Linked DNA regions of Mus musculus: region 1 is linked to region 2. Evidence: chromatin loops called from intact Hi-C (ENCODE). Cell type or tissue: gastrocnemius. All regions are shown on one strand. Links, peaks and the distances in the headings refer to the core of each region. The heading gives the core; the rest is flanking DNA. Region 1 holds the start of Car3 (carbonic anhydrase 3). Region 2 has its middle 20 kb from the start of Car1.

Evidence for each region. Hi-C counts contacts between places; a loop is a spot of excess contacts. Peaks named below come from ENCODE experiments on the same cell type or tissue, not always from the same donor. Only the 100,000 strongest peaks of a DNase experiment are listed, where the experiment ranks them.
Region 1: a loop joins it to region 2, with 2.7 times the contacts of the local background. A loop is called at or near these places in 2 of 42 quality-filtered maps.

Annotation. Positions count from the first base shown.
Region 1 is chr3:14,853,416-14,870,463 of GRCm38, forward strand. It overlaps Car3 (carbonic anhydrase 3), which reads left to right and starts at 10,123. Exons shown (of 7, transcript NM_007606.3): 1 at 10,123-10,190; 2 at 10,835-11,032; 3 at 13,388-13,506; 4 at 14,934-15,026; 5 at 15,820-15,882; 6 at 16,627-16,782. The coding sequence starts at 10,157. Gm41999 (predicted gene, 41999) reads right to left here and starts at 10,650. Exons shown (of 4, transcript NR_168331.1): 1 at 10,364-10,650. In gastrocnemius, for the core only: no CTCF peak of the experiment used is centred there; DNase peaks (open chromatin) are centred at 7,072, 9,385 and 9,852; H3K4me3 peaks cover 3,982 bases; H3K27ac peaks cover 5,733 bases.
Region 2 is chr3:14,792,040-14,805,405 of GRCm38, forward strand. It overlaps a transcript of Car1 not described here and the pseudogene Gm16399. Among named protein-coding and RNA genes, the nearest start is that of Car1, 20 kb to the left of the region's middle. In gastrocnemius, for the core only: no CTCF peak of the experiment used is centred there; no DNase peak of the experiment used is centred there; H3K4me3 peaks cover 349 bases; H3K27ac peaks cover 7,630 bases.

The DNA of each region.
Region 1 (17,048 bases), core at 4,035-12,034, 65 kb after region 2:
TGCTTTTGCTCATACATATGCATATGTACAACCATTCCTTTCTTTCTTTTTAAAGATTTGTTTATTTTATGTGTGTGTGTACACTGTATCTGTCTTCAGACACACCAGAAGAGGGAGTCAGATCCTCCCATTACAGATGGTTGTGAACCACCGTGTGGTTGCTGGGACTTGAACTCAAGACCTCTGGAAAAGCAGTCAGTGCTCTTAACTGCTGAGCCATCTCTCCGTTCCAACCATTCATTTTCCACTCCTCTATCAAAGACTATTTATGTTTATCCTCTAGGATAATTAAAGAGAGATACTCTTTTCTTTCCTTCTATAAAAGACCTTGAAAACTCCAAAAGGCTTAGGTACTACAATTTCAACAGTGGGAAAACATGAAGAGTGTACTTGAATCAGAAATACTTTTTTAAATTCAGTTTTGAGATTATGCCAATTTTTATTTGTGTCTGGGGAAAATGGCCAGGTGGCTATTTCTTTCTCTCATCACTGTGTACGCAGGCAGTGTTACTGGTTGCAGAGTCCTGAGTCCTAGTCAACAATGACCATCACTCATCCTCAGTCAGATATCAAGGTGGCAAGTCTTTGACTTAAGCCAAAGATGAAAGATTTGACCAGCCGTGCCTCTCAGCCTCACTTCTGATCCTTGTGTGAAAGACAGCACAGGCTAGAAAAGTGCTGCGAGTCTGAATACAATGGCTGCCAAATAGGGAGTCTAGCCCTGTTTATCTTGGAAACGCCTTGTGCATCAGCCTGGCTGTGAGCAAGGAATTCTTATGTGAACTTCTGCCCGCAGAGCTAGCCAGGTCCATCCATCTCATCAGAGTAGAACTTTCTTTGTGAATTATTTGATTTTTGTACCTGGTACTTTCTGAAAAGAAGGACGTCTTTAAGGTCAATAACAAATGACTATTATGTGAAACTAGAATTACCACTCTTGAGGACAGAAGCTCTCATAGAGTCCAGTGGAATAAACTGTCCTTAAGGTTAATATCAACAGAAACTCAGCATTTAATGAGGGACTAATGGAGGGAAGCAACAGGACAGAGCTGCTTCAAGCCAGCACAGGACACTCTGATCTCTGCAGCAGGGTTTCCCCCTCCACTACAAACCCACCTACTGTATCCCACAGGTTCAGTTTGTCTGACTGATACTTTCTTGGCTCTCAACTGTGGACATGCTTTCCAACTGTCGCATTTGTTGGCATTTATAAATATTACCTAACAGTAATTAGGTGCTCTAGCCTATGGAATGTGACAGAGTGTGTTTGCTTTTCTGAGCCTCATTAGGCCTGCCTGTCTATCCTAAGAACTGCAACTCACTTTTGCATGCCACACAAGTACTTCTCATTCAGTTCTGCTCCTTTATCAATAGGGCATTCTGATAAGTTAGCTTTATGAAATTATAAAAACCAGCTTTTGTTTCTGTCAAATTCTATTAGATCTCAAGGTTAAAGTAAATTGGTATAAGGAAAAAAAATTAGTGTCAACTTTAAATTCCTTAAAGTCCTCATAATTCTCAATACTTCTGATATGTGAAAATATAAAAAAAATAAACGAATGAACTAATAAAACACATTCTAGTACAGCTAATTCAGATATGGAACTATTATTGTAAAGATCACAGATTTTAGTCGCACATTGTATTGTCTCCAAGAAAATATTTATTCTAGATGTAACAAAACACATGTTTTAGATATTGCCATTCATAGAGACCTATTTGGATACTCTTAGTCTTGCAGGAATTCATATTAGTAAATATTCATGATGCATAGTGTTTTTCAAGGTCACAAGAAAATGATACTCTACCATTGTACAGTGGTGAACTGGATGGCTCAGATTAGCTGAATACTTAATGGTAGTGATGCTGGTTGATCTCATAGCAGATCCTCTTGGTCCCTGTTATGTGTTTTGTACATTTAAGTATACGCTACAGGTATCTTGGTGACTACATAGCTTAACCCTATTATGTGCCACAATTGCATTTTCTTTACAGTGGTACTTTTTAACAAATAAGTGTCTGGCTTGAGGAAATTCACTTAAAGACTTCATATTTGTTTAGTTATTTAAATATCAAATCAGATGCTAATCTGTAAATAAGATTTCAATTGCCTATAATTTATAGCCATTGTTAATATTATATCACAGAAATTAATTTCTCAAAAACGTTATAGGTTTGGAGGAAACTAAACAGAATAAAACAAAATAACAAAGTTATTTATACAAATAACATATATGATTTTTCCAAAAAATATGCTTCTTTTTGTATCTATGTAAAATTTAAAATGTCCAAATAGCCCGTGGCTCAGAGTGGCTGGAAGGAAAACACTCAAATGCTCACTCTAGCCAGATAGACCTGGAAGAAATCACCCAAGTGCCTTCTGTGGGTACCTTTGTGGTGGAGACATGAGAAAGAAAATGAAGCTGAGGAATTCATACACTGTGGGGAAAGGTGAAAATGGAGACTCAGTGACTACAAAGCAGGCATGAGGAGCCTGCACAACCACCCAAGGCCATGGCTGCCACCAAGGGTCATGTCTGGGTTTATGGTCCTGCCGGAGTCTGTGTTGATGCTGATGACCTGAATTGTGATCAAAGGCTATGGAGATTTCTCTGATCAAGGCTACTGTCTAAGGCCTTGTTGACATCTAAGCATTGTGCTGAGCTGTCCCCACCCCTTATCTTTGGCTGGAGAGCTAGCCTTCCCCTCATCTGCTGTGGTCAAGAGAGAGAGACACCCTTTGCTTCCTTACTGCTCACCCTCACTACTTGCAGCAGGCAGGAAGGCTGGCCAGTGGGTGGTGAGACCTGGCCACTTCTCACTGACTGCAGCACCTGGGCTGAATAGACCCTAACTTGCTTACAGCAAAGTAGAGCTAGCCCTGGTAGCCTCTCAGGCAGGAGAGCTGAAAGGCTGACCACCTCAACTACCACCCAGACCCATACTCACAGCTCTGAGTTGGTGTACTTCAACATCTACCCTACCTATGTACTGTGGGGCTGAGTGAAAGGGCTGGTTCTACAGATACAAAACTGTAGGGTCTCACTGACACAGGATAACAGCAGGGTAACTGAGAGGAGTCCTGGAGAGGATCCAGTATGATGATGTGACAGAAGCCAGAGACCTCAAATCAGACCAATGACTCATTTGCAATGGACATTTTTGCAAGTAAAGAGGTGTGAACAAAAGGGTACACTGTGACACACTGCAGTTTCCACAATGCAATATTTTTGTTTTGTTTTTTAATTTGTTTGTTTTTATTTGGTGAGGTTGCAAGAGTGGAGGGCAGATGTGAAGGGGTGAGAAGATGAGTGAGATTGAGGGGCATAATGTGAAATTTATTAAGAATCAATATAAAGTTTTTTAAAATTTTTTTATTAGGTATTTTCCTCATTTACATTTCCAATGCTATCCAAAAAGTCCCCAATACACTCACCCCCCCCCCCACTCCCCTACCCACCCACTCCCACTTTTTGGCCTTGGCATTCCCCTGTACTGGGGCATATAAAGTTTGCAAGTCCAATGGGCCTCTCTTTGCTGTGATGGCTGACTAGGCCATCTTTTGATACATATGCAGCTAGAGTCAAGATCTCTGGGGTACTGGTTAGTTCATAATGTTGTTCCACCTATAGGGTTGCAAATCCCTTTAGCTCCTTGGGTACTTTCTCTAGCTCCTCCATTGGGGGCCCTGTGATCCATCCAATAGCTGACTGTGAACATCCACTTCTGTGTTTGCTAGGCCCTGGCATTGTCTCACAAAAGACAGCTATATCTGGGTCCTTTCAGCAAAACCTTGCTAGTGTATGCAATGGTGTTAGCATTTGGATGCTGATTATGGGACAATATAAAGTTTTAAAATGTCTAAATAACTCTCTTAAGTCAATGAAATATAATTAACCATAACTTTGTATTACAGGTATAGGGAATAGTAATACATAATTGGTAGTTTATTTAAAGCATTTGGTTGTAGTTTGATTAAAATTACTTTCTTTTTTGTGGAACATAAAATAAAAATTTATCTTAAAATGAAGAAGAAAAATAGAGATATATTGCATAACATTTTTTAAATTAGGTATTTTCTTCATTTACATTTTGCATAACATTCCTATAGAAACTATTTTTACTCTTACAATATTAAAGTTTCTCACGTTAGTACTCAGCATTTAAAACATTTAAGAATAGACTTTCATTATTTATTTGGATAAACAGGATAAAATAGTAATAAGATGCAATGTCCCAAGTGAAAAGTCCTGTTATTGTTGACTACTAAGCTTTAGAAAAAAATGAGTAATAGCACTTTAGAGTGGTCAGTGAAGATGATAATGTGCCCTGTTACATGGAAGGTGAAGAAATTCAGTCTCCAATATCCCAGTGTCTGCAACATACTGTTGTGTTTTGAGGCCATTTGCCTCCCAAATCTTTCTGAGCTGGGAGCTTGATCGTGGGTGAGGTAGGGCTGGGTGGTGCAACCTTAGGAAGTGTGGACTAGGAAAAGGTGACTTCGACCTGTGGCTCTGTGCTTATGCATGGGCTAAGGCTGCCTCTTGAGAATGGGTCAGGTTTCATAAAACCGACTAGTTCTCTGGAGTATGGCTGTTTGTGGTGAGTCTGGCAAGCACATAAACAACTGTTTTGTGTGCACTGTTCATCATTGCCACATGTCCTCCTCTACCCAGATTCTGTCCTCCCTAGGGCCTGTCCAGAGCCAAGTCTTTGCAGAAGTCTTTTCTTAAGCCTCTAGAATGTCAGCTCTAGATGTGGGGCCCACCCAGGAATGTCTTGCAGAATGGCATTTACGACTTAAAAGCCAACCCTTTAACACTTAAATTCTTTAAATAGATATTCAATTAAATTCATAACCTGAGAATAAAAATTCGTTTAACATTTTAATTTTTAAGTGTAATTGCATTACACTGTTTACTGTTAGGAACGCAGAGAAGAGTGAGTGCTATTCTGAGAAGGCATCTAATCATCCGAGAGTCACAATGCTTTATATTATGAAGTATACAAAGAGTACCATCAGGGGAATCAAGATAATGTTCTTCTAGCTCCTATAGAAATGACGTTGATGTATTTTTCTTCCCAGAAAGCAAACTACTTTACATGATTGTAGATACAGTATTGTTTCTTCTCCCCAAGCATAAGTCATTACAACATCAATAAGTGCCTTAGCCTTGAGTTAGAATGGAAGCTGGAAACAAAAGACCAGTCTAATGCATCATTGATCTTATACATGACAAGAACATGTCATTTTTATGCATATGAGACAGTCTACATAATTCCTGATATAAACCGTTTTAAGCTATAAAGTATAGAAAAATGAAGGAACAGCTGAACCAAAGGAAACAGTGAAAAGATACAGAGCAAGGAAGAATACATGCCTTATGGGAAGTGTAAAGGAGGCCTATAGATGCAATGGAGGATGGATGAAGAGCATGAAGACCATGCTTTGAAAATACCAGAAATGCCATTAAGGATGGATGAAGAGCATGTATACCATGCTTTGACAATGCCCGAAACACCATTAGCGGTATGAATTTCACTGGAAACAAAAATCCTGATCATCAAGTAGCATGAATATTTTTAAAGCTCCTCAGATGAGTTTTAGGTATTATTGGAGTGCTGGGAGTTGGATTAATGCATTTTGTATATAATTGGCTCTCTGTGGATGAATGGTTTGCTATGATTCTATGGAGCAAAGGGCCGAAGCATGATTACTCCAAGCATAACAAGACAGTTTGTAGGAAAGGGTGAATGCTGTGAGTATCAACTTTTATTTCATATACTCAAGACATATGTTTAATGTAACGATGTCTATGGGTTAGCACCTACACTTTGTATCATGCCAGGAAGGCACTGTTTATGGCCTACAAGATGACTTTGCAGAGATGATAAATGTGCTGAGCAAGGAGAGACACTAATTTTGCTGAGTACTCACTCTACTATCCAAAGCTATGTTTGTTGACATTTCTTCTACACTCTGCCCAACAGTTACCTAGCAACAGCCAGGTAGGTCCAGCTTGCTATTTTAAAAAGTACACAAACAATCAAAAAACTGTTTGGCCTCTCCCCCTCTCTCTGACTCTCTAACTCTCTTCTCTCTCTGACAACTTTTTCCCTCTCTCCTTTTTCCCCTACTTACCTCTCTCTTCATATGTTCTCAATGGTCTGCTCTCTTTCTCTCTCTCTCTCTCTCTCTCTCTCTCTCTCTCTCTCTCTCTCTCTCTCTCTGTGTGTGTGTGTGTGTGTGTGTATGTGTTTCTGTCCTCTCTCTTTCTCTGCCTCTACTTCATTCTCAATTCCCCTTCCCATACCCCCAAATAAACTCTATTCTATACTAGACTGGTCATATGGCTGGTACCTGGTGGTGGGGAAGGATGCCTCAGCATGGGCTCACTGAATCACGCTCTCCCCCCGCCACGTGCCATACTGTGCTCTACAAAACATATTCTTCACTCTACAAAATATAACCTTGGTTTTGTAAGAACACATCCCCATCAATTGCCTTATATATTGTCATGTAAGTATCAACAGAACCTTGTAATAGGCACTATTTCCTCCATTTCCCATAGGAAGTACCTAAGACCAAACAAAAAGCTAGGCAAGCAGCTTAAATCCTTCTGAAAAGTCACAATCAAACAAACAAAAAACACACAAAACAAGACTCTGCCTATTAAGTTCTATAAACAAACATTATCATTAGGTTACTAGAAACAAGTTTTGATGACAAACGTTTGATCCTAAGAAAATAAACTATGAAATTCAATCATTTCCCTCCATTTAATATGCTTTAATTTAATGTACTATATCTATTGTATATGCTATATATAATATAGTATATAATACACTGTATCTGTATACTTAATATAATATATTTATACTATGAAAGTAACCATTTAGGTTTGGAAGAAACCAGTTTGAATTTATGGACCTTGATGACCAGCTCTTACTTGATGGATCTGGGAGGATTTCGTGCTGGGACTCATGCTCCCACTTTCAAGTAAAGTGATCATCCTGGCATATCCCAGCTAGGGTAGGCACTCAGGCAGCTCTCCTCCAGCCTTGCCAAGAACAGTGGCCAAAGAGAAGCCGGGTCCAGATTCCTCAGCTGTCACTAGCAGCAGACTCGGGAATCAAGCCTGTCATTTTCTATAGCATATCCTTAGCCAAGCTTCAGCTGACATTTAAGAGGGGGAAAGGCCAAAGTAGGGCTGTCCACCACAGTCAGATAGCTTTATGAAAATTCTAAGTTTTGTTGCCTTTCTTTGCATTTCTCTCTTAGAACTTACTCTGTAAAAATTCTATAAAAATAAACGTTAGTAAAAACTTATGCTCTAAAACAAAATATTTGAGTTGATTTATAAAACTACTTCAAATCCTAGTTCATGTTTTTCTTTTTTAGTAAGGCAATACAAATCTAAATGTTATCACTTTTAATATTTTACGTTCAGCTTAGCAATATGATCAAGCTGACTTTGCCAAGGGCTCTCCTTTGCCTACTTTTCTCCTTTCTTCCCCCTGATCTCTTTCTCTGCATACACTCATTTGGGGAGACAAATCCAGAAAATGGCCCACTGCACCAACTTTCCCATGATTCTGCTGGGAGAATGGGAGGGGATCATTATTAACAGCTCTTTTATTTTTCTCCTAGTTTTCTCCTACCTGTATTCTCGTAACTGTTCCTATTCAAGCCAACTCCTAAAGCCTAAAAGTCTTATTCCCAATGTGGAAGAATCTTTTCCTTTGAGGGTAGGCAATTTTGAAATATATAGTTAAGTAAGTTGCAGTAACTCAGTAGCATGAATGTGATAATTTGCTGATCAGGTTTTTTTGAAAAATTTATTTGCAGATGAGTTCAAATGAGATATAATTACCTCTCTCTCTCTCTCTCTCTCTCTCTCTCTCTCTCTCTCTCTCTCTGCAACAGGACCTTATCTCTTTCTCTCTCTCTCTCTCTCTCTCTCTCTCTCTCTCTGCAACAGGACCTTATTATGTAACCTTGGCTGCTCTTGCACTCACTATGTAGACCAAGCTGGCCAGGAACTCATAGAGACATGATTGCCTTGTTCACTCCTGATGCTGGGACTAAAGGCACAAGCCACTGCTCCTGGCTTATATTTACACAGTTATTCCGAATTATGTTAAATTATAGTTTTCACTAATTTTATCCAAAGTACTGTTTGCAAACTTATATCCAAATTAGTTGCAAATTCTACCTAGTGTCTTTTTAAAATACGCCCCACTATGTACATTGTTAGGGTGCAAATAAAGCATTTAAAAAGCACTAAAAAGATTAAAGCATAAACAGTAGTAGCATTACAAATTACTAGATTGCATTTATAATTCATTGTGTTTTTATCTCAATATTCAGTTTCAAATAAATCTTGGTAAGATTTAGCTATCAGTCTCCTGATCATCCAGGTCAGAGTTTGTGTCACAGTTGACAGCATGGAATGAGACTACAGCTTACTCATCAACAGTCATGTGGCTGTAACTTTAAAGCACCTCTATTAATCTCACATACAGCAGCAGCCATCCCGGTGAGCTAGAAACCCAGGCATGCATACACCCTTAGAGCTAACGGTATTTGTTTCTCTGTGTTTGCTTGGATCTTCCAAACTAACTGAGAGTTCCTGATTCCACAGTGCTATTGTGTGGATCAAGTGATCCCTGGTCACAAAAATACCCTAGAGACTGACTCCCCTGGCGTCCAGGTTCTGAGTGTGGTCAGCCATTCCACATACCTAGCTGATGAGCTCTCGTTGCCATGATGAGAGATTTCCTTCTCAGGTTTTGTTACCCACGAGGAAAAGCAAAATGAAAACGTCATTTTTATAAAAGTAAAAGTTATAAGAAAATGCTTGCAGAGATCTTGTTCAAGACATTTCCAAGATACGGTGTATCTTTCTGGTCTCAAGATATTCTTGCCCAAACAAGATTTTTTTTTTCATAATAGATACATAGAATTGCAAACATCTATTATACCGGCTTCTTTCATGTGAGCCATAACCAGATATTTCTAATTATACCTTTGTCATGCACAAGTGGGATATGCCAGTTTTAGTCTCTGTTTATGTGGTTTATTGCATTACAAAACACATTAAAACTGAGAGAAAAGACACGAGCTCCCCCCCCCCGCCCCGCCCCGCGCAGCCGGCTCCCAAACCGATTTCATAGACCTTTTCCTTTTTTTCCTTGTCTCTAATTATGTCTTAGAAAGTGAAAATTTTATGTAGTGTACTCATTTTTGACTGTACCCTTTCAACTTCGGGTATCCTTGGTGCCCTGAGATGAACAGAGCAAAGCTCTGTGGCTCTGTCCCAGACTGCTGCTGACTGAGGCTAGGGTGCAGAGTCCCTCCCTGGCCAGGGATCCAGTGCTGTGCTCCTGAGTCGTACTAGACAAACTAAGCTAGACTGGTGTGACGCCTAAGCAGTCTACCTTACAGACTCATCCCTTAAGGATACCGGGACTGGAAAGCGGGCACTCCCAGACTCCTCCTCATCTCTATTCCCAGAATTTTACAGGTTTTCCGTAGGAGAATCACGCACTAGTCAGAGGATCAGAGGAGTTCTTTCCGTCCTAACCGGATTCCTGCAGGGAAAGGAACCCCAGCATCCGGAGACTGCAGCGGGTCCTCCATTCTGAGTTAAAAGTCTTCTGAGAGAGGCTGCAAGAGCCGCGGGTGCAACTTTTAGTTGCTAAGTAACACCAGACTGCAGCATGAGCCGGCTGCTCCTCCAGACCCCCAAGTGCAGGAAAACTGGAGGGAACCAGCCAAAGCGGGAGATCTTAGAAAGCTCAGCTGCTTGGTAGCCTGCAAAGTGAACAAAGGAAGGAGCCAGGGCTCTTGCAGAGCCAAGAAAGGGGGGGCTCTGTCCCCCTCCGTTCCCCCTCCGCGCCTCCTCCCTGCCCCCTCCTGCTACCCTCTCACCCGGACAGCTGTCCAGCTCTTGTAATTCATTGGCTTCTCCCGCCCCCGGCCTTCTGAGTACCACCCCAATCCAGTTTAGCCCCCTGCCTCACCGCTGACCTAATAAGGTCATGCACACTGCAGGAGATCTATATAAAAGAGCGAACTCTTGGAGACCTTGCCGGACAACAGGAGCAAGAAAGAGCAGGAGCTGTCCAGCGCTGAGAAACACGAAAGGTGACCATGGCTAAGGAGTGGGGCTACGCCAGCCACAATGGTGAGTGGGGCCAGGACACAACAGGGTGTATCTGCATTGCACAGGTGTGCAGGGAGGAATCCTTAAGAACTAGCATATAGTGAAAACTTTCTGGTGTTCCATGCTGCTGGTCTTTAACACGACTCACTGTTTTCCTTTCCACGGAGGAACCTGAAGCTCAGAGACATACTCACTATAACTAGCTTAAGGTCCGATGATGTGTCTGAGAAGTCACTCAGCCAGAAGTCAGGTCCAGTTGAATTTTTTCTGTGAAACTGAGAAGTGAGCCTCTTTGAGCTTGGGGTCCGGTAACAATATTTGCTTTGACCAAGTCAGCCTTGGGAAAAAGAAGAAAATATCCCTTCCAAGCTGCAAAGTACTCCAAAAAATATATGATCGATCTGTGGTTCATTTCAAAGATAAGCTTTTCTGGCTACATGGTTCTCAAGCCAGGGGAGGGAATGTGGAGATTGGAACGCTCTTTGAGCATAGGTAAGCAAGCTTCTAAATAGGTTTGAAATCAAAGTGCTGTGTTGCTCAATCTGAACCAGAGACCTTTCTGCAGTCACTCTTTGGCTTCTGTACACTTTGCTGGCACAGTTCACTAAATAGAGGCCTTGAGCTGTACTATTAAATGAATAAATTCTCTTCCATTTACTTCCTAGGTCCTGATCACTGGCATGAACTTTATCCAATTGCCAAAGGGGACAACCAGTCACCCATTGAACTGCATACTAAAGACATCAAGCATGACCCCTCTCTGCAGCCCTGGTCAGCATCTTATGACCCTGGCTCTGCTAAGACCATCCTGAACAATGGGAAGACCTGCAGAGTTGTGTTTGATGATACTTATGACAGGTCTAGTAAGTATAGCCCTTCGGCAGGGTCACGTGAGTGTGTTCAGTATCTAATGGCAAGACGCAATTTGTGACACGGTAACAGAATTATGGGAAGCGGGAGAAGTTTATCCCTGAAATGGAGATGACTTTAGACTTGGCTTTAGTTGTGGAGAACTATATTCACACAATGAAGAGGAATGTCACACCCTCTCGTTGCTGCAAAATGGCCATATGCCCAAGCTAAAAGTTAGCAAAACACTCCAGAGACAGAGTGTGGATCCCCAGGGGAGGACAGAGAGTCCACATGGGCTTTCTGACCACCGAGAGACAACGTTTTTATGGTTCCTGGTGATATGGAGAACAGATTCAACCATGATGAAAGAAATAAAATGGGTCCTCTCTTTCCTCGCGGATGGAAGGAGGCTAATTAATGTGAAAAGGCAGGGTCACTGTGTGAGTTAAAGAGGCCTGGTTTCAGGAAGTATCTTTGTGGTGAGTGTTTCTGATGTATATGACCACTTTTTCTTGGATCAATGTTAGTGTGGAATTGAAGCATTCATGGGAGGTTTTATTTTTTTAACCTACATTAGTAACTGATCTGTGAAATAAAATAAGATGAATTTGAAATACTTTGAATATTTGAATACTAATTTCAGGTAATTTGAAATTTCAGAAAGGCTTGGTGGCTCATACCTGCAATCCCAATACTCAAGAGGCAGGGGTAAGAGGACTGCCATAAATATGCAGCGACCTTTGAGTTTCTAATGTGTTCCAAGCCAGCTTGGGCTATAGAGTGAAACTCTGTCTCCAAAAAAAAAAAAAAAAAAAAAAAAAAAACAAGCATTACTTTGTTGCAAATAAATCTAAGTGAGAATTAGTCTTTAGTAAGTAAGAATGCAATTTTCTAGAACCACATTCTTCATTAAACTAAAAATATCCTTTGTTGATTAAACAAGAATGGCCATTCTGGTGATGTCATAAGAAATAATGATAGAGTGACAGACAACTCCTCCCTTCCAAGGTAAGAGGAGAGCAAAAACTTACTACTTCCTGAGCTATCGTTACATGTTACCCTTTCCCAGTTTTTCTTTGACTTAAAAGCTGAAGTATCATTTAGAACAAAAACCAAAAAACAAAAATAAAAGTATAACAAGAAAAATAACAAAATAAAAGTATCACTCACCAAGCCGAAACACATGAAATAGCATTTTTAAAAGAAAAATAGTTGAATGTTAGAGATTTAATGATTAGAAAACTAATAGGTTAATAATAAATAATTAACAATGAACTAAGCTAATAATTACTAATAAATGAATAGTATTTAGTAAATACATTAGACTCATATCCAAATCATAGCTATTCCCACTGATTGAACAGGAAACTACAAAAAAAAAAAAAAATCAAACTACTTCCCTTCCATATGATCAAGCTGGTTCAAGCCTAAAATTACTGCTTAAGTCTGCACTGTGGGGTTTCCTGTCTCACTGAAAGAAGACGAGCCTTTCTAAAACAGCTGCCGTACAATGCAATTTGCATTGGGTGTACCTTGTTATATCTTGATTTTAGAGTTTCTGTACTGTTTTCATCATCCTTGGGAAGATATCTGCACCTTTAAATTACTCTCTAGGCAGAAGGAATTGAGACCAGATTACATGAGAGATTAAGATAAGTGCTGTACAAGCCCAAACTAATGCCCAAGAATGATCATATAGAGCCGTCCACCTGGACTAGCTTCCTGGGACATTCCTGAACTTTTGTCCCATCTGACTTGAGTAGACACAGTCTAAAGCAGATGTGCATCAGGGTTCTCACTTGTCATCTAAGGAAAAACACAACTAAAAGTGGGACTTGAAAAAGGAATTCCTGCCTGCCCCATGGTCCTTGACAGGGGCACTGTGAGATGAGCTTAAATCTCAGTTAATCCTCACAGCAGCTCACAAAGTGTGGAATTATTATCACCTTCTCAGAGATTCAAAGACCAGTTCAGAGAAGTTGAGTGTCTTGCCTGAGATCACACAACAATGAGAGTGTGACCTCAGAACAGTACCTAAGTCCTGTCAAATGTGTGGCTCTTCCCAACAGTTCTGTACTGCTGATCTGTTCTCAGGGCCCTCATAGTACCTCTGCTGCTTTAATTTGTTTTCTAGAGTGTTAAGATGACAAGGCATGCAAGCAAAATTAAGAGAAAAGAAAATTCTTACCTTGATATATTCCGACTTCAAGTTACAAGCACGGTGGGAGTGACTCCATATTCCCAGATGGTGACATCTTTTATCCACAGAGTCATGTTTCAAGACTTGTTTCGTTAATGCTTGTTTCAGACAGAGCTCTGCAGAGGCAAACTGAATCCACCAGTTGACCTTGTTGTTTTACTCGCAGTGCTGAGGGGTGGTCCTCTCTCTGGACCCTACCGACTTCGCCAATTCCATCTTCACTGGGGCTCCTCTGATGACCACGGCTCTGAGCACACCGTGGACGGAGTAAAATACGCTGCTGAGGTAGGAGGACCTGCCCCATTCACTCTAGGTCTCTAACAGTCACCATGGGAAAGTTAGGAACACAAACCTTTCTGCTTCAGCCTCTCACTGAAGATGTTTTAGCTTTAACATATAGTGAAGCCATCAAATATGCTAGGTCAGAGAGAAGTGGGCAAGTGGGTTAGCATCCTCCGGGAGTATTCCCCAGGTTACACTGAGAAATGGACCATAGACTTGAATAGAACCAGAACAATAAGGAAGCAAATTCATGTGAAGCACCCATAGGCATTAGCTCCTTTGATCCCCGCTACAACCTTATGTACAATGTTACAAATTGTTACAAATTATTGTTACAATGTTACAAATTATGTACAATGTTACAAATTGGCAATAAGGAAGCAAATTCATGTGAAGCACCAGTACGCATTAGCTCCTTTGATTCCCGCTACAACCTTATGTACAATGTTACAAATTGGCAGCTGACACCCTTGAGGGTTACATAACAGAGGCACAGTGGCTGGGCCTGGGGTTCTTTGTACAAACTAGCTTCAGATACCACTCTTATGAGTATATGCAGTGCTTCAAAAACAGCTTCCTGTAATTACAAACCTCCTTTCTGCTTGCTTAAGGAAGTATGCTTATACACGTATGCATCTCATTTAAGGCAATGATTTGCAAATGGAATAAGATAGGTCTCCTCTGTTTTCATTAGGAAGCCAGGTCTATATAGCATTGACAAGAAGTGAACAAAATTTCTTTTTTTCTGCTTTGGTCTTTTCCAAGGCAGATGGTGATTAGCATTGGGGTGGGACAGAAATGTGGCTGTGGCAACACACTGTATCTGATCCCTCGGGCATCCCTGGCCACTTAGCTGGTGGCTAAGTAAACTCAAAGAAACTCCAAGTGCTGACCAGGCCTGGCCATGCACATTTAGAAGGGTATAGCCATTCCTCTACAGCCAATCTAGAGAGAAGAAAGCAATAGAGTATTAGGAACATCTTTCTGCTAGAGTTTTCCTCCACCACTAGAGAAAGTCCAGGCTAATTTTTTTCAAATGTAGAAAAGGCTTTGAGTGCGATGTTTGTGTCTGGAATTATCACACATTTTTTGAACTTGAATATAACATTTTAGCAGCTATGAACTATTTCTTGCTATTTTAAGTAACTCACTATGGACAACTTGATTGTTAAAGCTGTGCTCACATCCTAAATTAAGATAAGCCAGACACTGGAGCTCTGTCTAAGCAGGGACAGGAGCTTCCATACAATTTTTATCTGAACTATTGAAATGTCACCAAGTATTGCTTATTAATATTTAGAATTTCACCAACTTCCATGAAGATGTTCAGTAACAACCGTGAGACTGCACACCTTTGGGTCTCTTGTGGATAATAGTGCCCATTTCCATATCAAAGGATTTATCTCACAACCTGTGTTTGGTGGTTGCAGCTTCACCTGGTTCACTGGAATCCAAAGTATAACACCTTTGGAGAGGCTCTGAAGCAGCCTGATGGCATCGCTGTGGTTGGCATTTTCCTGAAGGTGAAGTAGATACTGACACTCATTTTTTCTTGTTCAGGATGTAGTCCCTTTCTAATGTTTAGGAGACCACGTGTTCCATCCTTTCTTTTGTTTGAGGCATGTGTGAGGGTGGAGACGCAAAGCTTCCAAAGGCAAGAGCAAAGGCTGACGGTGTTCATTTTCCTTCTCCAATACTCTATTTCCATCACAGTGGAAACCAGAAAGCCAGTGCTGGGAATGTCTGTGATGCCAGGCGCCTGGCTAGACCTCTCCTTGGCTTAGGGAGGCCGCCACCCACAGGATCTCAGACTAGGGTGGCAGAAGCAATGTGTGTGTTGTTCAGCCAACCTTGGTTTAAAGTGGATTTAGTGTCATTAACACGTGAACTTCATGGTAACCCAATCTGAATTTTAAGCCTGCAGTGAAAATCCGACTTTTTTCATTCCAAGTGACCTAGTTTGTTCTAGGTTCTGAATTCACTGACTGTGAGAAAAAAAGACAGTGGGTGTGGGTGTGGCTGTGGATACCAAGTGTGCTCTGGCTTTTACTCTTTTAAAGAATGGGATGACTTTGCAGAGGGCCAAGGAACAACATGTAATTTTGTGGTTTTGCACTTCAGAGAGCTGAAATCCAAATTTAGATCAGAAAATATATACTCTACAATCTTTCAGGGTAAATAAACTTATATTTGGCTTAACCTGAGAATATGGAAGACATAAATACTGATTACATGTGGATGGGTCAAATCAGTTTTAAGAAGATCTTCAATTATGGCAGAGGGGAAAATATCTCATTTGATGTCATTTTCTTACAGATAGGACGGGAGAAAGGCGAGTTCCAGATTCTTCTTGATGCCCTGGACAAAATTAAGACGAAGGTAAGGGTGAACCATTTTCCCTCTACAAACCTAAGACAATATCAATTGTCACTGTCTGATTGATACCCTACGTTACATACAAAAGTAAATTTGTTAGTGCTGAGACCTTAGAGCACTGTCACAGCTGTTATTTCAATTGTTAGTCAGCCTGTCAGATCAGTACTTTCCCTAGGAAGAAAGTGGAGGTCCCAGGGTCTGCTTGCCTCTCTCCTACCACGGTGGGCACAGGATTGCCGAGGCTCTTCAGGCCAGGCACAGTCACTCTCTCGATCCTGGTACTGTCCTTTCCTGGTAGCCCCATATATTTTAAATATTAACAGTAAACTCTTGTAACTAATAGACACATTTTAGTTGTCTTTGATGTTGTTCTAGGGAGCTGCTTTTAGGTGTAATACTAGAAGTAAGTATTCTAAGCATGGCATGTACTAAAGTGAAAGTCGTCACATCAAACTTCCAAGAAGTAATTCTACTCCAGTCTGAGTCTCCTCTGGGAGAAAGGGCAGACTCTCAGTCCCACCCATCGTGTAAACAAGGCATAACATATTGCCCTGACTATGACAGATAAAGTTTGAACACCAAGCAGATTCCTTTTCATCTGTGATTGACTAGTGAAGGGCCCGAACCTATTCAAATGTCTGCTTTCCCTTTCGCTATTGAAATCACTTCTCCTGAAAGAATAGATGAGGCCTCTAGGGGGCGCTTGGCGCACGTGCCAGCTTAGAGAGCCTGCTTGGTGTCTTCCAGGGCAAGGAGGCCCCTTTTACACACTTTGACCCATCATGCCTGTTCCCTGCTTGCCGGGACTATTGGACCTATCACGGCTCCTTCACCACGCCGCCCTGCGAGGAGTGCATTGTGTGGCTGCTGCTCAAAGAGCCCATGACTGTGAGCTCAGACCAGGTGAGCCCAACTTGCGTGTTAACTGGGGACTGCAGACCGCAAAAGCTGAAATAGATGTTGAGAGCTAGACTGGTGGCGTGGTCCTCAGATGTCTCACAGTCCGGCCTGTAGAAATACACTCAGCTTGTTCAGTTCGGTTCAAGGATGCTTCCTAAGGGTAGTCGGACAACGCAATCCCTTAAGAGCCGGTGGGACCCTGAACCCATGAACTTCCTTCATTAGTATGAGTGAAGACTGGCTAGGAGATGGGGTAGCAAATTCAGGCC
Region 2 (13,366 bases), core at 726-8,725:
GATGCAGCCCTGTCCCTATGGCTATTCTACTTTATTTTGTACTTAAACAAGAAAACAAGAGCAGTTGCTACACACAATGGCAACTTCTCTGGAAGGAATAACTGTGCTGAACAAGTCTGGCAAACTGTAAAGGCAGAACAAACAGGTAATTCATAGACAAGAACCTGGAAGAAGGCAGGGCTGGTGACAGTGACCAAGCAAATGAGATGTTTCTCCTGCCTGTAAGTCTCCTTCCCTATAGCACCACATGACTGACTCATTTTTGTCATTCAGGTTTTAGGTGTAGTGACAGTCCTTCAAGAAAATGTGTTGACCTTTTTGTTTCTCCTTTTTTTGTCAGTTATTCCTTACACATCACCTCAATTTGTTCCTCTAACCATCTTATGACTGAAAATAATCTTGCAACTTGCTTATTTTGTGCTTTTTTTCCCCCTTTGGAAAAGATTAGTTAAAGTCCTATCTATTTTATTCACTTCTTTGGCTGGAAAATACACACAAATAGCCATAGAGAGAAAAGAGCATGGAACATTAACACAATGAGGTGTTGTCTTGTAGAGAGCCCCTAGAACAGGATTCTATACTGACTACTTCTAGTGTTGGCCCTGGGGTTAGCTAATGGGGCATCAGCAAACTGTGCATGTACAGGCTTGGTAAGCATTCAATTAAAACAAATTCAAGTCATGTGAGGAAACCTCGTCTGGTTCCATCTTTTCTCAGTAATGAAATATGGCTGGAAAATCAAGGTCCAAGCATCTTAGTTGTGTAAGTAAAACGTAGACCTCTCCTTTCCTTCTAATACTTCTAACTAAATTTAGCTACAAGACTGAATTTAACTAGACTAAGTCCAGTTAAAAACAACGGAGGGGTCCCTGTCCCTTCACCCCACAGAACTATTGTCAATAAAAAATAAGACTTGAGACTAAGGATTCAGGTGATGTAGTATTTGCAGAACTGGAAAAGGGGTGAGGAAGAGAAAAGGGAGAAACAATAAGATAAGTTCAAAGAAGTCAATAGGAGCCTTGCACATACAAAGTCATTTTATGTTATAAGACATGGGAAGTTACTAACAGATTTAAATTGAAAATTGTTAGGATCAAAGAAACCAATTAGGAGGCCATTTCAGTCATCTATTGTCACTGAACCAATGCAGTATAGGAGAAGATCTCAGCATTGTGTGCCTAGATGAGGATCCTTTAGACTTCAGAGAAGGTCTGATTCCTTTTCTAGAAAAATTCTCTCAGGAGCCCAAGTCCCCATTAGAATTTTTAATGGCTTCTGAGGGTTGAACCCACATTTGTACACACTAGGCAAGTTATTTACCACTGAGATATATCTACAGCAATTGAGCAGTCATTTAGGAAGCTGATCAGACCATATGCTTGGGAAAACATAAGGACAGGTAGAATAGCAAATCCCACCCAATGAAAGAGGATGAGGCACATCCATCTCACTATGGGAAGAGACTGGCTTGTCACCTAGGGCCCCAGATATAAACTCTGAATTTCATAGTCACACAGTTAAACAATCCCTATCATCCCCGTCCTTTCTAGATCAGGAAAATGAAGTCAAGACGATTCATGGATCCGTGGTCAGGGATTCACAAAGGAAAAGGTGGTAAATTTATTCAGGCTGCCTAATTAGGGGACAGGTTATGACCAATATAAGAGACTGGACAGCTCTATATTGAAAATATGAGAGAATGTTTATGATACAGAACAGGCATACTATGAAAACTCATAGTGTAGTTTTTAAAAAAAAAATCAACTGCAAGGAAAGAGGTCGTTATTCCTGGGAAGTACCCCTCACCTTAGTGACTTCCCCTGTGCTATATCCTACCCCAAGAAATGTGACCTTCTGTGACAATTATGACCAAATGTACCTTTGAAGAATGAAACCTCTTTAGCCTGTTTTCCATATATACTGTTTCTGGAACATACCTTACAAGAAAGAATCTTTAAAAGTATTTTTATTGTACTTTATGGACCAAAATGAGAGGTGCTTAGGTATCAACCAGTGATAGAATGGAGAAATGTGTTGTGGCATTGTTGTATTATGGAGTATAAAGAGAATCATGCGCATCAACATAGAAAAATCCACAAAAGGTAATTAAGCGAAGGAAGTTATATTGGAGAAATGCATATTTTTACATTTTAAAACTGCTAGCAATAAACAAAAAACACATAGGTCCTTATTGCACAGTGATCACATAAAAAACTCAGATGTGGAAAGTAGCCACTAAGCACAAGCAGCACTGACTGCTACGTATGAAAAATGGAAAGAAAATGTAAGGTTCTCAGAGATTTCACAGATTTTGCCTTAGTCAAGAATGGCACATTCTGGCTATGGGATAGAAAGTCCACTTCATGTCCAGAGGGAACATGTCCAGAGTTGTTTCTGATTATATGAACATTAAAGGATTTCTAGAGCCATCTTGGTGAAGCTCTGTTGGACAGGGTGTGAGGAGAATCTAGTCTGCAGTCTAATTCTATGAATAAGTGACTTCTTTTGGTGGACAAGGCCTAGGGAAATTCAAGTAACATTTAAAAATAAAACAGCCTAGGTCAGCCAACAGATAAATAAACATGAGATTCTATGAGATGTCAATGATCATAGCAGGACCTTTCTTATTTTACCTAGTGGAAGAAGGTGCTGAGCCTCAGTTTAATAAGAGAGGTTGCCATGGAACTAGAAGAGAAGCCAGAACGGGATCTGGAGAAAGAGCCTAGCTTTATTAAAGTTATCTTAGTTTTGTTATGTGCATATGAACCTGATAGAAGCAGATGCAATGAGATGCCACACACTGTGGCAGCCTGGTACACTGTGAGCTCCTCTCAGAGGCATATAGCCTGTCGCTCACTTGAGCTCCATGGGATATTTTGGGACACACATAAATTTTGAAAACAACCCTATCTGGCTCAAACCTGTTTGCTGGTGTTGCACATGATATACTAATGAGTAGACTACATTCCTTGGAGGAGCATGGAAAATGAGTGCTAATGGTCCATGCAGATTATGTTTCCAGATTTTAACATTTGATGGAAAGAAATAAAATAAATAAACAAACAAAAAAATCACAAAGGTAAGGAAAGAACCATTTGAATCCTAATAAGTCCTTGTTGGTTTTTCAAAGTTTCTAAATCCTTCCAGAAAGATAAAAGATTTTTATCCTTTTACTTCCTTTAGCCCTACTTGACACATTCACTAATTCTATTTAATAAAAAAATCAAGCTGATTGACCTTATTTATAAGATGATAAAATAACAAACATAGACTAATATGAAATTAACACTACTGACCTTAATTAATTAATCTACAAGGTAATCAAAATTGTTCTGGTCATTCAACATTAAAACTAAAAGGAATGAAAGTAGAAGATAGGCAAGTTGGCACACCCAAGTGTAAACTGCAAGGCTTGACTTCCATCCCCCTCCTTTGCCTTTCCATTTTTGCCTTTGTAAATGGCATGGATACCTTTCCTGTTTCTGGAAGAAAAAACAAAAAAAAACAAAAAACAAAAAAACCTCATAATCTGTTTTGAATGTTTGCTTTCACAAAACCTCTATATTTAAAAGCCAATAAGTTTAGAGGCTTAAACCCATCTCCGTTTTCATTACCTACTGTCACTACCATGTTCCTTCTATAGATATAACAGACTGTAGGAAGGTGTTCAAGACCACTGCATCCTCTCTTCTGTGAACCAAGCTGCAAGTGCTGCTTCTTCAGCTACCATGACCGTTAAACTTGCCTTGGTAATACCGTGACCACTCCCTGGGAAGGACATCTAAAGCTGTGTGGGCAAAAGTTCATGGCATATCATAGAGCAGCAGGGGAGTGAGAGATTCCTAAAATTTCGGTGGCATTAAAAGAACACAAAATCCTTCTCTTGACATTTCTGGAAATCACAGGTCTGAAATGAGTCTTAGCAGGCTCAGTACCATATGTTGGCAAGCTGTATTCTTTCTAAAGGGCCTAGACAGGAACGTTCCTTCCAGCTTCTAGAAGCTGTCTGTATGTCTCAGCTCCAAATCAGCAGCGCTGGATCTTTTCTCCCTCTGCTCCTCATCTTCCAGTAAAGACTCTTCTCATCCTGGAGTCCTTGATTTATCCACACTGAAATCCTCTTTCCAGTCCAAGGAAACATGTGCACAGGTTCTAGAGATCCCCCCCCCAACCCCGTGGACATCTTTGGGGGCTACTAGGGAGCAGAGGACACTTGTTCAAGAATTCATAAAACTGTGGTAGAGTTTGAGGATAGGAATAGATATGGTATCCTAAAGAAAATAGGTCTATGAGGGGACAAGAGTTGAAAATGTTTGTATAGTTAGGCTGTCAAAAGGATTAGCTAAATTTTGAGTTGAAAAAGACACAGATATTTTACTGTAAAAATGTGGTGATAAGGCCAAGAACTTGATTCAGCAACATTATGTCCTTTGCATGTGCAGGGTCCTGGTTCAACCCTGGCAATCAACCACTTGAATGACTATGTAATTAAATGAAATGTGCATGTACTCATGGGAGGGGAACATGAAGAGTATCTGATAACTCACATAAAATGATGAACTAACACTTTTACTACTACCATAAATGCTATTTTTCTGATCTTTTCCAACTGATTGTAGTTGGTGTAATGTGTCTGTCCATTATTCTATCAGATATTTTTGGCAACTAATATGTCATAATATTTGAGGAAAATATCAGTAGTGTTAATGACAGAGTCAGATACATGAGAAATAAAGACAAACTGAAAATGTTCATTTTGCCAATATGATCACCAATAAAACCATTTGTGTAGACTATCCACCTTAATCCCCCTATAATACAATAGCACAGAGGTGAGTCAGTTTGATTTTGATACTAGGTTTATTTTATAGGAGCTATTAAAGTTTCAGAATTTTGCTGAGTCACCAGGCTCTTCATTTTGTGGCAAATCCATCACTACAGTTTAAGGAGAGAAGAAACAGACCCCCCCCTACCCTCTGAAAAATAAAAATAAAAACTTGTTTCAGGCAGGCTAGCGATTCACTAATAATGAGAAAACTCCAGTTTTAAGACTTAATTTCACCATAAATACTCTTTCATTCTAAGCTCTGGGACATCATGAGCCAGAGAACAGCAGAGTGAATAATACAGTTACAGAGCTGATGAGCAATGCCAGTCACTGTAAAAAATACAGAATCCCATCCAAAGGACATCTGTAAAAGTGTCTTTAACATCTACTCAGCCCTTCTGTGTAAAGGTCAGCACGATGGGAGTGGTTTGTCTATACTCAAGCCTCCTATCTCCAATGAGACATGTAATGTTTTCCTTCTACCTTTGATGTCTCTATGAACAGGACAGCCATGTGGAGAGCCAGGTCCAGATCTACAGTTTTGGAATTTCCTCTGTCGTCCTTCTCGTTGTTAGACTTCCAAGTATGAAGACTGTCAATTTTATCCTTATGTGCCTTCTGGTTCTCTTTCTCTCTCTCTTTTCCCTTGTTGATATTGGCACTTACTGCTGACATAAATACAACCTTACTGGCCGTGTTACCCAGTCTTTGACATTGGCACTTCCTGATGTATACTCACAACCTGACTGGCCATGGTACCCTAGCCTTTGTTCTTTATGATCTAACTCAAGTCCTATTGAAAATACTCATCCTAAAACCCAATTCTACTCACCACATTAGCAGTTCGGGAGCCTTCTTCAGCTTCTCACAGCCTTGCAAAAGCAGTGAACAATCCTGGCAAGCACCTTAAATCCACTCTTCTAAATCCACACTTCATTGCAAGGTCCTGTCTGTGCTTGATTTTTTTTTTTTCAGTAGAAGAGGATTTCTTGCCATCTCTAAATCTAGTCTGCATGTTCTCTATACCTTCAGATGTTGATATTCATTTTACTTCACTAAACGTAGGAAAACCTGAGAGCCTCTTCCATGGCAAGTACAGGCGTGCCCTATTATCTATGTAGTAATTCCAAGACCCCTTGTGGATGTCTAAAAACACACTGATAGCATCAAAATCTATAAACACTGTTTCATCTCTATATGTGCATTTATGATAACATTTCTACTTTATTCACTAGGCATGAAGCTAGCAAAAGTAAAAATACTAGGTTGTTATAACATTGTGCGAATATTTGTAGAATAAAAATATACTTTTGCTTCTTGAGGCGATGTACATGATGCAATATTGACATGATGTGCTGATCTGTAAGCTTATGTCACTATGTGAGAGTCACTTGAGGACAAGCCATGCAATTCCCAGTAGTCAATTTGATACCAAGAAGCCTACTACGTGACTTACTGGTGGACTGTGTGCACAGCATGGATACGCAGAGCAAAGGCTGAGTCTACTTCCAGAGATAATGAAGTAGGAATGAGCAAGAGATTTTTGGTTTTTTGGTTTGGGTTTTTTGTTTGTTTGCTTGTTTTTTGTTTGTTTTCAGCACTGAGGGAAATGTGGAATTTAAAACTTACAAGTGATTCATTTCTAGAAATTTCCATTTAGTATTTTTTGGGATGGAAATTGGCTATAGGTAATTGAAACTGAGTTCTAAGAGGGAAACTGCTCATAAGGGAGCCATACACTATTACTTAATGAAGGCATTTGTGAAATTTATGCTGTCCCAAATTGAAAGATTTGTCATTGACTGCCTTGTCATTTAATTTGATTATCATCTTTCTGACACTTTTCACACTGAAGCTATAACTATTTCCATGTATGTGCTTCTCTCTCCTCCGCATGGCAAGCTTCTCACAAATTAGAGACTAAATCTTACCACTCTTAAGTATCTTGCATTATTCTTCATTTATACTCTGTGTTAGCGTGAATGAATTGTTTCATTTTGTTCATTTAGTTCATGACAGATTAGTGAAAATATGAACACACCATTCAACCCACTCAAGAGTAATATTCACCAGGATCTAGAATTATCCAGGTGAATACAATGGTACTTGGACACAATGAACCCAGAGAACTCTCATCTCTAGTAACCAGCCCCTTAGTACACCATTTTCAAGAAAGAGACTATCTCATGACCTAAGATTCAGTCTAATTTTAGTACCAGAAAACTGAAACCGCCTCGCTGGAGAATAAATAAGTTTCAGTTTTTAATAGATGGCAAACTGTCACGGAGCTGAGGGTATCAAATTATCCCAAGTATTACCCACAGTCTCAAGAGCCAGAAAAGGGGGCATGTGGAGAGCCAGCAAAGGGGGCATGTGGAGAGAGGTGCTGTTGCTGGGGCTCGGGCTTGGCCTCTAGTCATGGTGTTGGTGGCAATAGCTGCTCATGTCTTTGAAGGCAGCCCTTGTCCTGCCTCATCAGACAAGAGATGGATGTGTCAAGCTCTACCAGCTAAAAGCCCTCAGATGACTTTGGGAGGTTGGTAGTAAGCTGGGTAGGGCATCAGAAGATGACGCCACCCTCCTTTGAAGAAGCTGATGAATGATACTGACCAGGGTGATGAGAAAGGTCAGTGTGAATCTATAAATGAACCCCCCAAAAAAAAAAACTTAGATCAAAATTACAACATTGAATTGAGAGACAATATATCATCATTTATGATAAAAAAAAAATTGGAGGACTTTGTAGCAGGTAAAATTTGAGGGTGCTACATTTCAAAGCATTAAGAACAAATAGAGGCACATTAGTCAAGAAAGAGCTAGTTTGGACTCACATAAGAGGTGATGAAAGGTGAGATTACATAATGCTGAAACTGCCTGACCTGATAAACCTCTGTGACTTAAGAAAGAGAACCCTGTCTGGCTATGTCTAGCCTCCTTAACATTATTATGGGAAAAGGAATTTCTCACATTGCAGGCTGGAGAAGCCAAATATGATCTTCCTGCCGCATTCTGCACTTGACTTTACAGAGGGCTTTTGCTTCCAAAGAGCGTTTCAGAGAGTTGGGAAATGACTTTGTGTACTTTGTGTTTTATTATAGACAAATTGGTAGAAAGTTGATCTACTTCTAATATTATTTTAAAGTCATCACTTAACTGTCAGTATTACCTCATTACTTTGTTTCTAAGCAGAGTGTAAAGAACTGAGTCGGTACTGTTGAGTAACCGATTCGGAAACATGGCAGTGTGGCTGTGCTCCCATGAACCCTCTTCTAGTCAGTGTTCCACTTGAAAAATTCAGACAGTAGAATAAGGTCAGTGAACCCCCACAATACAATTTTGAAACCAAACAGGAGTGCACATCATTGCCTTACTTGGGCAAAAGGCAGGGGCTCCTGAATGAACGAAGGGCTGATCTGCTAGCTAGTGAGAAACTCCCAGATCCCAGAGTGGGTCCAAACATGTAAACAAAGGCTATTCTTCAGCCCAAGGAAAATCCATCTCTGTTTCTGAAAACACTAGCAGTCCTGGAGAGAAACTGCAACCATGCGTTGAGGTGATGTTTGTCCACACTGCTGAGAACTAGAAACTCTTACTACACCATTCCTTGACAGTAACATAGGACATCAGTTTCTGCATACAGAAGCAGGGGAGCTTTTGACTCTTAGGTAAAGTTTTCAATGACAACTACAGGAAAAAATGGTGGTCTGAGTGACCAGTGGTCCAAGAAATGCAAAATAAAACTATGGAAGATGCCAGAGATGGGGGAAAAATGAAAACTGATATAATTCTGTGTGGAAATCTGAAGCACAAGAGCAATCGCTTTGCAGAATGAATCTGAATTACAAACACACATAGAATGGGAACCCCACACCTCGTTTTTAGGAGCTCACCTAAAGCTTTTTTAAAAATGGAGATAAATGTTATAATACTAACTGAAGAGCAGGCATTCAATAATATAACAGGGCATGGATGAAATAATGTAACTGTGCTTCTGACATTTTAAATGTAAAAGGTTAGTTTCTGAGTAATAACATACAATGGCCCTGAATTTGTGTTTGAAGCTTTTCCTCACATACAAGCTTATGCACTCAGTGAAAAGGCAGTCCACAGATAGAGTCAGGCACCATAACCCTGAAAAGCCCATTATTAGAAGGGAGGAAAGATTACCAAATTTTACTTCATTTACACCTGAGTTGTATAAGGGTCATAATTAACATATATTTGACATATTTATATTTTTATCAAAAGTCGTATTTAATAACATATAAGAAAAATAGTTTTTGCCGGATTTTTAACCTACTGATGCCAGTTCAGCTGCCATGAAAGTTTTTGAATAGTACTTTGTTGTCTCCTAACCAGATGAATACATGGAGGAGAAATTTTATTTTATTCTTTCTACATGATGATGATACTCTTGTGAGATAAAAAAAAAAAAAGTATTTGCTTGGTTAAACATCTGAGGTTTGGAGAAAACAAAGGATTAGTCTCACTGATCCGAATGGCATAAGGAACTAAAACATTCAAGCTAGGTGACTGGAGAATGATGGAAGCTCAGTGTAATCTCTGAGGTATGACACTCTTTACCACACACTCTGGGACATCAGTGTGAATTAGAACCACCTGGCATGCTGGGAAAAGTTACTGCTCCTCTTCCCCAACCTTTAGGGACTTGGTGAATAGGTCTGGGGGTGAAAACTGGAAATATGGACTTGTATCTAGTGTTCCAGTAAAGTTGGTGATGCTGGCCTAAGGACGACACTCAAAACCATTGCTTTAAAACATTTTATCCCTTTTGTCAGAACTATCTGAGATTTCCAGAAGCAAGCCTCAATGGCACACAGGTCTCTATTGTTAGTATGGTCCCAAAGCTAAGTGTTTGAAACACGAGGCTCCAGATCTGTCAGTATCATGCACCTATCCACAGGCCATCTTGCTTGGAAACCAAATCAGACCTTCTTTGTGGACAAGTGCCATCCCCCTGGAGTAAGCTTCAGAGGAAGGCTCTTTAGGTCATTAGGTGTCTACAGAAAGGTTAGAAAAGGTTTGCTTTTAGGTTAGGTTTGATGCCGTTCCTTAATGACATTTCCTGAGACCTAAGAATATTGCTTCTCCCATGGCCTCAAGTTCTAGTCTTTGCGCTCTTCCCATTCCATTATATTGTACATGATAATTGCATGGCCATTATAGTGTATGTTTACTTTGTGAATGTGATTGCTTTAGGGAAAGCAGAGGTCAGAATTACGGTTGGTTGGCAGATCTGAGAAAATGAAGTTTTGCCCTCCTTGATCCTTGCTCATATATGCTTTCACCTTGCTTGCTATGCTCTCTTCTCCAACTTCCCTATTTATTTTTACTGTCCGTATAATTACTGTTTATTGAAAGAAACTACTCCTTAGCCCACATATTCATGTTTCATAGCTCAGGAGCGCAGGTCAGCAATGAACTTCTATGGAGCGCAATCCAAAGAATTCTTTGCATTCTGAAATCACTTCCCACTCTGAAAGATACCAGCCTTCCTCATCTCTTCGAACTCTTTCATGGAATCATAATTTCCGTAGAATTCTACATACACCTTCTTTCTTGATTCAGCCACTCCAAACTTATAGGCAGCGGCAACTCCCAGGGCCACAATGAATGCGCCAACAATATGAACCCGCAGACACTTGGCCAGAAGACCACGCATCTGTGGTTTGGGCAACAGCGGACCGGACCTCATGGTAGCCAATGTCCTCTACACCAACGTCCTTCCCGGTTCTCGGAGAAACCTAAATTCCCTATTTTTAATGCTTTCCCTTGGGTATTCTATTTTTCAGAGTACCCAGATTGCTTGGCATCTTTCTGACTTTCCCCCCCAAAACTAAACCTCCTTGAATTTGAATATTTAACCATTTTGAAACAAATTCACAGCAACTTGTCAAAGGAAACAACTTAAGAAGATGATTTCTTCTGATTTAATCAGTTTTATATGGAGATTTTAAACTCAAAATTCCTTTATGTAGGGGAAGATATTTCCAGCAGTGGACTGTTAGACTCAGTTATAGTCCAGGCAGATAGTCTTGGAGTAGATTGTTGCCCAGCATCTCTCTGTAGTACATCAACTTAAGATGCTGTGAGAGTCGTGCTTGTGAGGATGTGCGCAATATTGTCCTTTGAAAGACTCCATATAATCCCTTCCTAAGAGGGAGTGATTGTGACCCTGCACAGTAAATACTCCTCTTTACGTTGTTGCCCCAACAGTTGGACTCCTGCTGGACTATTTCATACAGACTAGAAGTAACATTTAGTTACGGTTAAGAAGCCCTTTGGTTCTAGCTCTGTAAGCAGAGAACAGGGTTAAAGTTCAACAAATAGCCAAATGAAACATGGCTAAGTGAGGTTCTGGGGCTTTGTGGCTAGATCAGGGGTAGGGCTCTAGCTGACCAATTCTGATAGAGAAATAACAGGGTGCCCCCCTTTTGCATCAGGCCTAGAAGTCTAGCTGCCTGGATAAATAGATTGTTTTATAAAACTAACTATCTTACAATCTACAATTTATAATTCAGTCAGGTTTCATATTTCTTATATTATATTTCTTAAGGAATTATAAATATGTTCATTTATACTGATTCCCTTGCCTTTGAAAAATCCAAGACCATATTAGCTTTGGCAATAGAAAGGATAGAAATTAGTTTTGCTCATACTGCATTAGATATCTAGGGATAAAAATGGTAAGGACCATGACCATCTGGGGACAATAATTCAGAGGAAGTCACATCAAGCCTCTAGACTCAAAAATGTCTTTAGCAAGACTCAAACAACGTTCTGGACAGTGCTTTATTTTTATTTTTTTAAACAAGGGGATCTGGAGCCCCTGCAGTCACCTCTGGGAGGACTGCTGCAGGCAGAAAGCAAAACATCCTGCCTGCCTTGTAGACACTCTGGACTCAGTAAAAACTGCCCAGTGTATCCCTCTGGCTTGACCTATCCAGGAGAGGAGATATATTTCTTCATATAGAATAAATAGAAAGTAACTTCAACATTTGAAAACAACAGTTACTGTCAAATTCATGCCAATTGGGCTGGTGGGCTCAGTGGGTAAGAGTAGTTGTCACCAACTCTTGACAACCTGAGTTTGATTTCTGGAGCTCACATGGTGGAAGGAGAGAAACAACTCTTACAAGCTATCGTCTGACAGATACTTATATTCCAGGCATGAACACAACCCCTACCACACACAGAAATAAACAAATTCATGTAATAAACTATTTAGAAATATAAGACACTGTACTGTTACTGTGTAAGTATGCAGTCGCTCATGAGTTCCTTTCTTTCTTTTCTTGGTCAATACTTGTTTTTACTGATTTCTCATAAATTATTTTAACCTGACCTACATGGAAGATACATAATTTCAAACTTCTTTTAATCAGATAAAAACACAAAAGTATAAATGATATATAAAAAGTTGTCTCTGTCTATTCAAAAACTTGTCACAATTTTCTTTCATTGAGGGCTTCATAACAGATATTTTTCTACTTCTATCATGTTTAATGTTCCAAATAGATTTTAAAAACTGGTTGAGTGCATATTACTTTTAGCTTCAGAAATTATCATGTATATTTAAGAGTCATTTAACTACTATGAATTATTTTGATGACTTAAAAATATCAATACTGGGTTGTATATTTTAAAATAAATTTTATTAGTTTAATAGAAAGAATCATTAAAATAAAGAAAATGAAAGGTATATAGCTATTATGTTTATGTTTTCATACTACTCTAGGAACTTTTAATTTGGGTCATAATTGTATCATCTTTGCATGTCTGGATCTAGATACAACTAGAATGAATTCACTTTCTAGACAATGAAGGTTTTCATGGCACATGAAGAACTAACATCCCAAGTGTTTAAATTCTATGGCAGCGTTCAGAAAGTTTCCACCCAATGCAAATATTTTTCTAGAGCCTTTTCCATGGAGATACTGTAATTTATAACTTTATAAGGAAAAAAAGTCATTTTCTGAGCACACATGAAGCTGCTTCATGGAATGAGAACAATAAAGGTTTTACCACATTGATAAGAATTTCATTGCATATAGTGGATTACGAAGCAGAAAGGCTCTGATAGTGACCTTCAGTTCCTCTTCAGTGACGGGTACCCCAAGGATTACTATGGTCACAAGAATGTGCCCCAGGTTTTACAGATTTTTTTTTTTTTTTACATAGCACAGCAGTCATAAAATACTGACAGTGTGTTTGGCCATGAGATGTAGCAGATAAAACTATGCAAGAGAGAATAAAAACAGGTATAAAAACAGGGAGGAGTGAAAGGCATGTGTTTACGTGTGGATTAACAGCATTACGTGTATTTTTTCTTTTTTCTTTGCTTTTTTTTTGGTCTTCTTTTGTGTGTGTCGGGGGTGGGGGGGTTCGAGACAGGGTTTCTCTGTGTAGCCCTGGCTTTCCTGGAACCCACTCTGTAGACCAGGCTGGCCTTGAACTCAGAAATCCACCAGCTTCTGCCTCCCAAGTGCTGGGATTAAAGGCGTGTGCCACCACTGC